Linked DNA regions of Mus musculus: region 2 is linked to region 1. Evidence: chromatin contacts called from ENCODE Hi-C or POLR2A ChIA-PET data. All regions are on one chromosome and are shown on one strand. The core of a region is the stretch at or near the end of the contact, and the rest is flanking DNA. Distances in the headings are between cores, read along the strand shown. Region 1 holds the start of Mboat2 (membrane bound O-acyltransferase domain containing 2). Region 2 holds the start of Kidins220 (kinase D-interacting substrate 220).

Evidence for each region. A loop is a pair of places that touch in the nucleus more often than their neighbours do. ChIA-PET counts read pairs that join two places held with the same protein, here RNA polymerase II (POLR2A).
Region 2: a map of T-helper 2 cell shows a loop between it and region 1 (2.3-fold over the local background). The contact joins the promoter of Kidins220 here to the promoter of Mboat2 in region 1. A Hi-C loop is called at or near these places in 1 of 37 maps with a recorded cell type or tissue (T-helper 2 cell). POLR2A ChIA-PET finds 5 or more read pairs at or near these places in 3 of 5 experiments (Patski and embryonic stem cell).

Annotation. Positions count from the first base shown.
Region 1 is chr12:24,828,566-24,834,296 of GRCm38, reverse strand. It overlaps Mboat2 (membrane bound O-acyltransferase domain containing 2), which reads right to left and starts at 2,698. Exons shown (of 13, transcript NM_026037.3): 1 at 2,523-2,698. The coding sequence starts at 2,597. It overlaps 2900060N12Rik (RIKEN cDNA 2900060N12 gene), which reads left to right and starts at 2,980. Exons shown (of 3, transcript NR_166876.1): 1 at 2,980-3,477.
Region 2 is chr12:24,971,920-24,977,273 of GRCm38, reverse strand. Kidins220 (kinase D-interacting substrate 220) reads right to left here and starts at 2,342. Exons shown (of 32, transcript NM_001081378.1): 1 at 2,212-2,342. It overlaps Gm36236 (a long non-coding RNA gene), which reads left to right and starts at 1,677. Exons shown (of 2, transcript XR_381341.3): 1 at 1,677-1,915; 2 at 2,161-5,089.

The sequences.
Region 1 (5,731 bases), core at 1,449-3,948:
TCTCAAACCACACCTCCACACATTCCTTTCTACAGACCTTCAGAATTATACTAGGAAGGAAGTCACTTGGAAAACAGGCCCTAAAGAGCAAAACGCCGGGGGGCCAGGTACTTCCTATCTTAAAGATCTCATAATCTCCCAGATACCACTATTTCATGCTTTAATTTCATTTAAAGACTACAGAGCACCACTTCAGCTACTTCAAGGTCACTCTGTAATTCTTAGCAAAGATAAAGATTCTCCAGCCTAAGGCAAGATCTCCAGTTCCTTTGCTTTGCCTGACAGCACACTTCTTCCTCCTGTTACTTCAGCAGCAAGGGCACTAGGTTCTCAGTGTGCCAAGTCAATACAATAGTAAAAAGTTCACATTTTATTACTTCCTAAAACAACTGCTTTTATAATTTCCTAATTTTTCTAAACAGTGTAAATTGGCACACACCAAGTGAACACATAGCAAGTTATAAACTTCCTGGCTTGTCTTTTTTCTTTCCTATAGAATTACATTATTTGACTACAGCCAAGTCTTAGGCTTTCTTTCAACATGGATTCAACTGTTCATGTGTTAGGAAATGTTTCTGATTGGCTTAATTCTAAAATGTCTGTCTAATTTTACAATGTTAACTACTCCAAGAGTATCATCATGAAGATTCTTTGGTATTCACAGAAATAATTATTGCTGTGAAAAGTACAGATTGTATGGATTAACCCAATATTCCTAAGACTTGCTTATCACAGAGCAAACAACTGTCTTACACAAATGGCCATATAAACTCGGGCTCTACAGACTTCAAGCGTATACCAGAAGATGCAGATTATCTAAGACACAAGAGACAAGACCTCTAGCTGATAAAGTCAGTCTTAACTCAGGTCACCTTCCCTGGATTGCTTGCTCACTTCAGTTCCACAAAGAACTTTCTCTGGACTGCTGAGATGTTTAAAGGAGCTTATTGATATTAGATTACTTTTAAAAGTTATGATCCTTTATAGAAGTTTAAAAGAATTAGCTTAATAGGGCTATGGCAGAGAGAATACACAATCATTTGCCTCACCAAAAGAATAAAAAGGTAAAGGACACACACACACACACACACACACACACACACACACACACACACGTTTCTCATTAGCAAGAAGATCCTGCCCTACCTGCACTGGTAGGCTGGGAACAACCTATTGAAGTCAGAAGTGTAACACACACCTAGAGGTCAGGTGCCATGATTCCACTTAGGAAATAGTGAGACTCCTCCACAGAACTGAGAGTATCCAAAGCCTTTGATTATTATCAACTTAATAAACAAAGACTAATTCTGTGAATTAAAGGAATCATTCCACTTGGGGCACTCTTATAATCTATTAGCATGACACACACCACAACCGCTGTGTAAGCTGTGTGGAGAACAGGTATTTCACTATTAATCGAAAAGTTATGAGAGGAATAAAGGAAAGAAGTCAGATCAGAACACTGAGCAGGACGGTTTAACCCTCCTTTGAGGTAACTCAGTATATTTTATTTTAAACAGTGAAGCACAAAGCCTGGAGCACACAGTGTTCAGCTCAGGTGTCACCTCCAGCTCAAGTCCAGAGAGGAATCTTGTGTTTTACATGCAAACCTTAAGATACCACTAGCAGCTACTCAAGCTGAGCCCATAGCCCTTGGAAGTGCAAACACCTCCAGATCAGAAATAATGTTAGGCTGAATTTCCAAAGTCAATTTCCTTCAGTACTGGAGCTAGACCAGCTATCTAACCATACCCCACCAACAACTTTCCCAGACCTTTCTCAGGACATACTTCCAAAGTTCCTTTGCTCAATAAAAATGGCGCTGCTTTCTCCATCCCAATGCTGTTTATTTCAGTAATCCTGAGGCCCTTTAAACAATCAAATTCGACTGGCCTCATTTAAATGCCAGCCTTCCCTAGTGTCAAAAGCTTCTCTGGGGGTAGGGTGAGGGGGTAGGATGGCTGCTCCTATCCACAGCTGCAACTTTTTCACCAGAAACCCTAGCATCGTGAAGTCACGTTGACTTCTCTTCATAACCTGTCTTCCCCCAAACTGTTGCCTCTCCGTCTATTGAGCCACACTTCAATGCAAACTGTCCCCAAGTGCAGAAGAGCTTAAGCCTCGTCCATCCACGCCGTGTCCTGGGCACTCGGCACCCAAACCATTCTTAGTCTCCCGATAACCCGCAGCAGTGCCAGGTCCACCGGTCCCGGGACTCCCGGGTCCGACGCCCGGTGGCCCGGCAGCGACAGCATGCACGCGCGCACGTCTGTCTAGCCCTCCCCGGCGGGCTGTCGCCGAGCCTCCGCCCGCGCCCACCCCCGCCCGGGCGGCGATGGGAGGCTGGGTGGGCACAGAGGCACCAGCCGGAGCGACAGCCGAGGGGACAAGGCCAGCCGCGCGCCCCCGCCCCGCCGGGCGCCGGGCACGGCGGTCCCGGCCCCAGCCCCCACCCTGCTCCCGCCCGGGTGGCACCGCGGCCGGCAGAGGCGGCCAGGGCACGACGCCCCGGACGCCGGTACCTGATCGATGGGCAGTTGCACGGCGTTGCTGAGGGGCTGCAGCAGGGTGGAGCCCGTGGTGCTGGTGGTGGCCATGGCCGGGCCTCGGCGCTGCGTCCGCTCGCTCCGGCCAGGCGCCGCTTGCTTGCTTGCTCGCTCTGTGCCGAGCTACGCCGAGGATGGGGATGCAGCGGCGCGCCCGCCCCTCGGCCGCCCGCGGTCGGAGCAGCCGCGCGGGGAGGGGCAGTGGGCGGAGTTAGTGGCCCCGCCCACTGCTGGGCGCCCCGCCCACCCAGCCGCGCGGCCCCCTCACGCCGCCGGGCGGCCCGATTTCCAGCAGCTTCCAGAGCCCCCTCCCCACCTCGCGCACTCGTGCGCCAGACAGCTCCGCGGTCCAATGGCGTCGCGGCGCCCCGACTCCCACAGCCAATCAGAGGACGCTGGCCTCGCCGCGCCCCTCCTCCGTGCTGAGGACCCCAGCGAGGGGCTGAGGCTCGACCATGGCTGTCGCCCGAGGGCGACCGAGAGTCAGGCTAGCTGGTGGGGGCGTGTGAGGGCGGCTTTGCCTCCGCCTCTGCTCACTTCCTTTCTCAGGAATGGTGGGCGCCGTCCCCACCCCTCACTGGCAGTGACGGTGGACAACAAAGGGGCTCGGGGTGGCGGCCAGACAAAGAGTTGCAGCGCCGGGGGAAGTTGGGAACAAAGGTAGGGGGCTGGGAGCTTCAGGGAGACGCGCTACAAGAACCCCAAAGCAGAAAGTGCCTTTGTCTCCTGGGCTGCCCAAACTTGCGGAAAGCCGGGTGGTCCTACCTCACCCGCCGCCCACCTGGGCCTGATCGGCCGCGCTGGGACGATGCCCTCACCGCGCATCCAGCTGAGAGGGAAACAGGTCGGACCTGGGCAGCGCCCGAGGGAAAGCCTGGGTAGCCAGCGGCCGGCATGTAAAGGCCCCGCCTCCTCAAAGGAAAGGCTGCTGGTAAGCATCCCTTCGTGCCTGCGAGCCTCTCTGCCAGATGTGAATTCTGCTGTGTCCACACCTCCATTCCAGGAGGGCAGTTAGTGTGTCAGCCCTACAAATGTGATCTCTTACCCTTTAAACTAGCCATGGGAACACCTGGAAAATGCCAGCATCGTCCTCTCAAAATCCAAGGATTTGGAAACTAATATTTAAAGGGGGGCGGGGGTTTAAATGTGCTGCTAACACTGCTTTTAAAGGTAGACTTATGTGAGTCCCCACAACAACCATGTGAGGCAGGTATTGTAACCACCCTCAATCTAGCAAGGAAATTGAATTCCAGAAAAATTACATAACTTAACCAAGAGCTAAATAACAGTGTGTGGGGGGGGGGGGGGCCTGAGATCCAACTAATTTAGCCCCAGTTTTGACCTCTTAAAGACAAGGCCCTCTTCATTCTCAGGTTTAACACCCACTCCAGAATAGCCATCAACTACTAGGTACAGCACTTCCTCAAGGACCACTCTAGAGGCTTCAGTAGTAAGAGCGGGCAAGTAGTGCTTCAGGAAACCTGGCTGTGGACTCAGCTCTCTCTGAAAAGGGGGTTATTGAATTTAGTTGGGATAGTCTCTTGCTGCTAATATTCTCTGGGTGAACAGCTGAGTCCTAGTAAGGTAGTCTTTTAGAGGATGGGGAGAAAATAATTGAGATCTTTCACTCTTAATATTGTGTTCCAACTAGCTGGGACCAATTAGAAATCAAACCTGTCCAATAATCTACTTCCTAAAATAGTCCCAAGTCTGGACCTCTCTATTAATATAACCTTGGATCGAGGACCTCTTTGTCTCTGTCTCCTCCCCCCCCCCCCTTTAGGGACGTGTTGAGAAAGTGTACAGGTGGCTGAACATATAAACTGAAGGGAAAAATTAAAATACCATTTTAAAACCTTAAAAAGTGGGTGTTAGAAACATATTGCAACCTAAAGTAGGCAGCATAAGATACAATCCTAGAACAAATACTGTCTACCAAAGGAATTCTGTGAGGCCAGATTATTCTTTTAGAAAAAGACAGAACATAGTTTTTATTGAGGGTGACTCCTTTAATAGAGACCTGACTCTGGTGTTAACCTGTCATCCCCTGGCCTTATTGCTTGGTGGGACAATCAGGTCACTTTAGGGTGATGTCATGGGATGAACTGTCTGCTAGGCTCTGTGTTCCTGGAGTCAGTAATGCCTATGGAGGATTAGGACTAGGACTGGAGACAGTCGGACACTTTTTAGGAGGTCTGGAACGAGACGTTGTAAAAGTTGACAGTTTATTGTGCCTTCAGCCTTGAGTGGAGATGAAGTAATTGTTGCCCGTTTTTAGATATTCTCTGAATGATTAGCATCCTTTCCTGTAGCGTTAAGTAGGTTTCTGACCCCAAGTAAAGGAGCCAGATTTTAAAAATGAAGGCAGAGGTGCCAGGCTTTCCTCCTGCTTTTGGTTTCCTTGTGTCAGCCCAAGTGAGAGATAAGTACTTTTTAGCAGAAACTGTCTTTTAGGTGCCTGTTATAACTTTATGAAATTATTTATTTTAACATCTAGAATGGGAAAGATTTGAGCCATCTGAGAAATTTTATGTCAGAGTATAGGTCAAGTATCTTGGCCTATAATAATAGCTTAGATTTTAGAGTCAGGAGATCTTGGTTTTGGTTGGGGTTTTTTTGTTTGTTTGGTTGGTTGGTTGGTTGGTTTTTGTTTTGTTTTGTTTTCTGTCTTCACTACTTACTAGCCAATTTTGGAGCCTTTTTAACCTCACTTTCCTTATATAAGAAAAGAAGTAATAATATTGTGTACAAAAAGCTTACAACTGTGTTACATTGTAACATTTAGAAACAACCACATTAGTCAGAATTCTCCAGAAAAATAGACCAATCAGGATCTACAAAAAGATATAGAAGAAAGTATGTTATAAGGAACTGGCTTGAGATGATAAAGACATAGAAGCCTTATGCAAAGCAGTCAGGAGCGCACGTGGTATATAGGTCCAGTCCAAATCTAAAGGCCTAATGACCAGAAGAGCTGTTACTCCCTCAGAATCTGAACGACAGCTGCACCAGTGTTGACACAATTGTTGATATGGATGTCCCAGCTTAAACAGATTTTTCTTCCTCTACCTTTGAGGGTTTGTTTTGTTTTGTTTTGTTTTGTTTTCAGTTCAATCATGATACCACCCACACTGAAGAAAGCAATTTTCCTTACACAGTCTACCAATTCAAAAAATAATCTTTTC
Region 2 (5,354 bases), core at 1,093-3,592, 140 kb before region 1:
ACTCAAAAGATAAGCTGGGCCAGTCCAGAATTGGAATTAAAACTGTCCAGGTCAGGGCTGGAGAGATGGCTCGGTGGTTAAGAACACTAACTGGCTGCTCTTCCAGAGGTCCTGAGTTCAATTCCCAGCAACCACATGGTGGCTCACAACTATTGTAATGGTATCTGGTGTCCTCTCCTGGTGTGTCTGAAGAGAGTGACAGTGTACTCATGTAAATGCAATAAATGCATCTTTAAAAACACAACTGTCCAGGCCACGATTGATGCTGTGTAAGTAAAACCACAATCATCAGAGAGTGAGCTTACAGCTATGAACAGAGAAAGTCTCTTCGTCAGTGCGGCCTCAGTGTGGCCCCTGAGACACAGGTCATCAAGCTACCCAGGATTCTGACCTCTCCTCAACCCCAGAAGCCTCCTTTCCCCAAGGTTTCTGCTTGTGCCTTCCAAACATTCAGGAATTCAGTGAAGAAAAATAAAACTGACATTCTTCAACAAAAGCTGGAAAAGGGGATGGCAGGCTCACACGGGATCATATATAGAAAAATATAATTTAGCAGTGCATGCATACACAATATAGACTTAAAAAAAAAAAAAAAGAATCAGAACTCTAGGCACAAGTTAGGGACCAAAACAGACAGCCTACAGGAAAGGAATCAGGCAATTAAAGTGGAAAAGAAATGCAAGACATTACGTTTAACCAAATAGAATTCCCAAAGTTTGAATTTTGGACAGAACAAAATATCCAGAGATAAGGAAAATAATAAACGACCATGTGACTGGGAAAGAAAAACAATGTTAGTGTTGTTGTCATGAACACCAGAGAAAGAGCACCCATGCGTGCAGGGATGGAAGGGAAAGAAAAGAGGAGAGGTGGGAGGAAATGGGAAAGTCTAGGAAAGAAGGCAGCAGGCATTTCGTTACATATGTGTGCCCCTTCCAACCAGCCACCTTAGAATTGATTGGGGCTGTGGGGATACCCTTAAAGAGCTGATAACTAGAGAATGATGTAGTGGCACAGGGGCCTGGGAGGCAGAAGCAGGCTGATCTCTATCAGTTCCAAGCAGACCAGGGCTACATATTAAGAAGACCAGGGAGGGAGAGGAAAAAAAGGAGAAGAGGGGGATGAAGGAGGAGGAGAAAAAGGAGGGAGGGAGGGAGGGAGGGAGGGAGGGAAGGAGGGAAGGTAGAAAAAAATGAAAAAGAGAAAAGAATTTATGGAAACGAGATGCCAAAGATAAATCTGGAAACCATTCTCAGAGTGTTTAAAAGGATTCTCAAACTGGTGTGCAATTATTTGTCTCCTGACCCAAATAGTCCCATTTTTGCAGGCCTGTGGTGAAGCTCAGAAACAAATTTTTAACAAGGACCCCCAAGTCGGTCTGATCAAGTTGACTGACTGTCGTTGTAAAGCTTGAGAACAAAGAACGCACCTTGCCACAGCATTTCCAGTCTTGGCTCTGAACCAGACACCCAACTGCCCTTAAAAATAGATTATGTGTCTTTTCCTTTTACTGTAGACGCTTTGTTTTTTCGTAGCGTCAAAAAGAGAGCGGGGGACTAACCCATCAGAATCACCTCCAAGAGGTTTTTCCTCAGCCACACCCCACACCAAGAAATGGGAAGCTCTGAAAAGCAAAACCGGTGCATTTTTAGCAAGCACCTCTAGGGGGCAGAGAGCTCCACAAACAGTTATTAATGAGAAAATGGTCTAAAATGGTTTAAACGTGAAGACAACCTAGGGAAAAAAAATGTATACAAATCCCCACAAAGCAAACATGGACGCGTTCTATTCGGGGGCTTGCGGGCATCTTGCAAGGCGTTTAAAAGCCTGCACAGGACAATGGGGGCAGTGGGTTCGGCAATTTAGCACAGAAGAAAACAACTTCTCCTCCCTGGAAAGCAAAGCAACCAAGAAGGTAAGGCTCAGGGGCACCGGCTGCGGGACTCACTAAGTGATGGGTGTGACAACAAGGAAAGCGGCCTGGGCCTGGAGTCAGTGCCCACGGGAGAACGCCGCACCGGAGCGCCTGCCTTCCGCGCTTGGCTGCACCGACCTCGCCCGACGCCCGGACGCCCCGCACCCAGCCTCCGATCCCGGCCCCCTCCCCCTCTCCGGTGCCACCGACAGACTCGTCTCCCTTTCCCCTCCCCCCTCCCCCAGCCTCGGACACTGTCGCTCTGCCTCACCCGACCTCTCCGCCTCCGCACTGACCGTGTCACGGCCTGGCCGAAGACGGCGCCCTCAGCTCTGCAGAACAGCGCCGCAGACCTTGTCAGAGGACAAGACGCCAAGAGCACACAGCTATGCCCGCACCACGCCCGGCGGCCATCTTCCTAGGAGTCAGGAACTGACAGGTCACGTGGTCGTGTGGTGGGCGGTGCTCCTTGTGGCCACGCCTCCTGGAGGGGGCAGTGTGGGAGGAGTTGCAGGTGCTGAAGTGGCTTGGACGCCCTTCCCTCTATTTTAAAGGAATGGAAACATTGCTTCTTTGCCTGGTTTGGCTTCAGATGGTTTGGGTTGGGTTAGGTTGGGTTGGGTTGGGTTGGTTTTGATACAGAGTCAAAGTCGCCCAAGCAGGCTTCAAACTTGCTATGTAGCCAAGAATGACCTTTACGCTCCCGATCCTCCTGCCTCCACCTCCCAGCTGACCCAGCTAAATTAGTGTATTTTTCACAGGTGCCCCAGGCAATATTTTTCCCTGTCATTCGCGCTTTTGAAAGTTAATTTATAACCCGTACCTGGCATTATAAGCAATAATTCAGAGAAATAAACAACAATTACAACTTTGGAAGCCATTGCCCACTTTGCAAATGAAAGTCGCTTAGTTCCTCCTTCCAGGGTCCAGAAGTCCGAAATCTGCCTTCTCCATCATCGGAAGAATGCACTGCCTCCGCAGACGTCCATACTGCCTCCTTCCAGCTGAGGACCCCCCGCCCCAACCCCCCAAGGCCCTTCCAGACTTTGCTCTTCCCACCTCTGCAGAAGTATCACCAAATGCTATTAACTGATCCCTGACCACCATCAGCAACCCCATCCTGGCAATATTCCCTTCAAAGGGCCTCCTGACACCCATTTCCTAGTCTTCTTCCAGGCATGGTACTCCTTCCCAGGTTCCACCTACCTTAATTAATTCAGAGTTCCAGAGTTCTGCCCACGGTCAGTCTCATCCCCAATATGGCCGATATTATAGGCTCCCTCCTGATCCATCTCCGGAAGTGAGTGGGACCCCCACAGGAAGTGGAAAGTTATCTCACATATCACCCCATACTGTCTAAGCAGTTCCTGTGTTAATCACTCAGATCTATTTTAAACCTTTTACTCCCCCATGGGCTGCCGACTCTCTCAACTCCTCTCCCTACCCAGAACTCTTCTTATCTGTCAGGACACTAAGCACTTCTCAGTTAAACTCTTCAGTACTGCCCCCCCCATCCGTGGAGCCCGTTCCCCACAGCACCTGGGAGTGAGGCTCTTGGAAGGCGTGCCCTCACAGACCTTGCCCTGTTCTGCCTGCCTTCCCCTTCAAACCCTGCCAGGGCAAACTGGCCAGTATTTTCTGCTAATAGACACACTGGGCTTCGTGGTACACACCTTTGCCCTCAGCACTCAGAAGCAGAGGCAGGGGGAATCTCTGTGAGTTAGAGGCTGGCTGCATAGTGAAACCCTGTCTCAAGAGGAGGAGGAAGAAGAAGAAGATGAAGAAGAGGAAGGAAGGAGAGAAGGGAGGGAAGGGGAGGGAGAATGTTATCAAGGGGTGAGAGAGGTCACTGAAAAGATCTCACTGAAGAGAAATAGCTGCAGAAATGTAGTTCCTGTGCCCTTGGGGGCTACCCCCAGGGGCTCAGCTCACATTTGAGAAAGATTGGCTGAAGGTTCCTGGCCCTAGCCTTCCAACTCATTTCTCATGCAAGTCTCCCAGACCCTCCTTCATGTACCTTTAACTTGTGCAGAGGGACAAGTAGATTAATGGGATGACTTCCACAAGCCAGGAAGCTGGCTTTAGACAGGACCAGGCTCATGCTTTCCTACACAGAGCTCTCTGCCTCCAGCGGGGAAACCAGAATGAGGGGCAAGCACATCCCACTGATTGCCTTTGGTCTCAGACACAAGCCCAGCTCGGCGACCTACCTTTCTTCCCATCATTGAAACCAAATCCCTGCAGACATTCAGGGAGCACACCATTCTTCCCTAGGGCTGATCTGGAAAGCACTGTGGTTAGGAACTGCAGGTTAGGGTACCAGGATGCAGAGTGGGCTCAGTGAGGAGAGGCAAGGGAGGCTGGGAACACATTCCAACAATTATAAAGCCAGCCCCTGCCCTGCCATGGACCAGACAGGTCTGAACAGGAATTGGGGTAAAACTCTCAGACCTTTTCCTTTTAATTATAGGGATAAGGCATTCCTTCCATAAAATAAATTTTTTAATTATTTAAGAATGACTAGATAACATTTTATAAAAGTGATTTTTAGAAGCATTCAAAATGTTGTGGGGATTGGGAGAGATAAGAAGGCAGTGTTTGCAGGGCAGTCCTAGGTGAAGCAGGGTTAATCTACACGTTTCTATCCTCTACCTCCTGCCTCTGAACGGTTACTCTGATTCAGGGGAAAGTTTCATTTTGATAACAAGGATTTGCCAGCCCCTGGTCCCTTCCACGCTATGGACCCTCATACCCAGTCTTGCAATCGAACTACTGCAGAACTAAGGTTTCCTCCTCAGTTTTGTCTCAAAGACATGCCTCTTCCCTTGCTCTCTGGTCTTTCTCTGGTTCATGTAGCCTGCCTAGATCTTTCCAAGAGACACACCCAGTGGGGTTGATTCTGGAATCACTCAACAACCCAAGACTCTGAATCAGCGGCTTTGAGAGTCTGGCTTACCTTCTTGTCATGTGTTTTTATGGAGAAGGAAAAATAGGCATTATCTTTCCACTCCTTGCCACTCTCTCCAACAAGGCTGTAATTTGATCGCCCTCGGGTCCTTTTTCCATAGCATCAGCACCTGGCCTGATGACTTCAACGGTCTAATCTTTCTCTGTGGCTTCAGTTTCATTGTCTAGCATATTTTCCACAGAAATCTCAACATGTTTTATACACTATGTTGCTCTAAAATGGTTCTTTCTTGGCTGGTATGATAGATCATACTTATAATTCCACTGCATAGGGGAGACTGAGGCAGGAGGATTGCTGTCAATTTAAGGCCGGCCTCAGCTACAGTGTTACTCTTCTATGATTTAAAGTAAATATGGACAGCTGGAGAGATAGCTCATAGCACCTGCTCTTGCAGAGAATCTGAGTTTGGTTCCAGCACCCACATTGGTGGCCTAATAGCTGCCTATAAATTCAGTTACAGGGCATCTGACT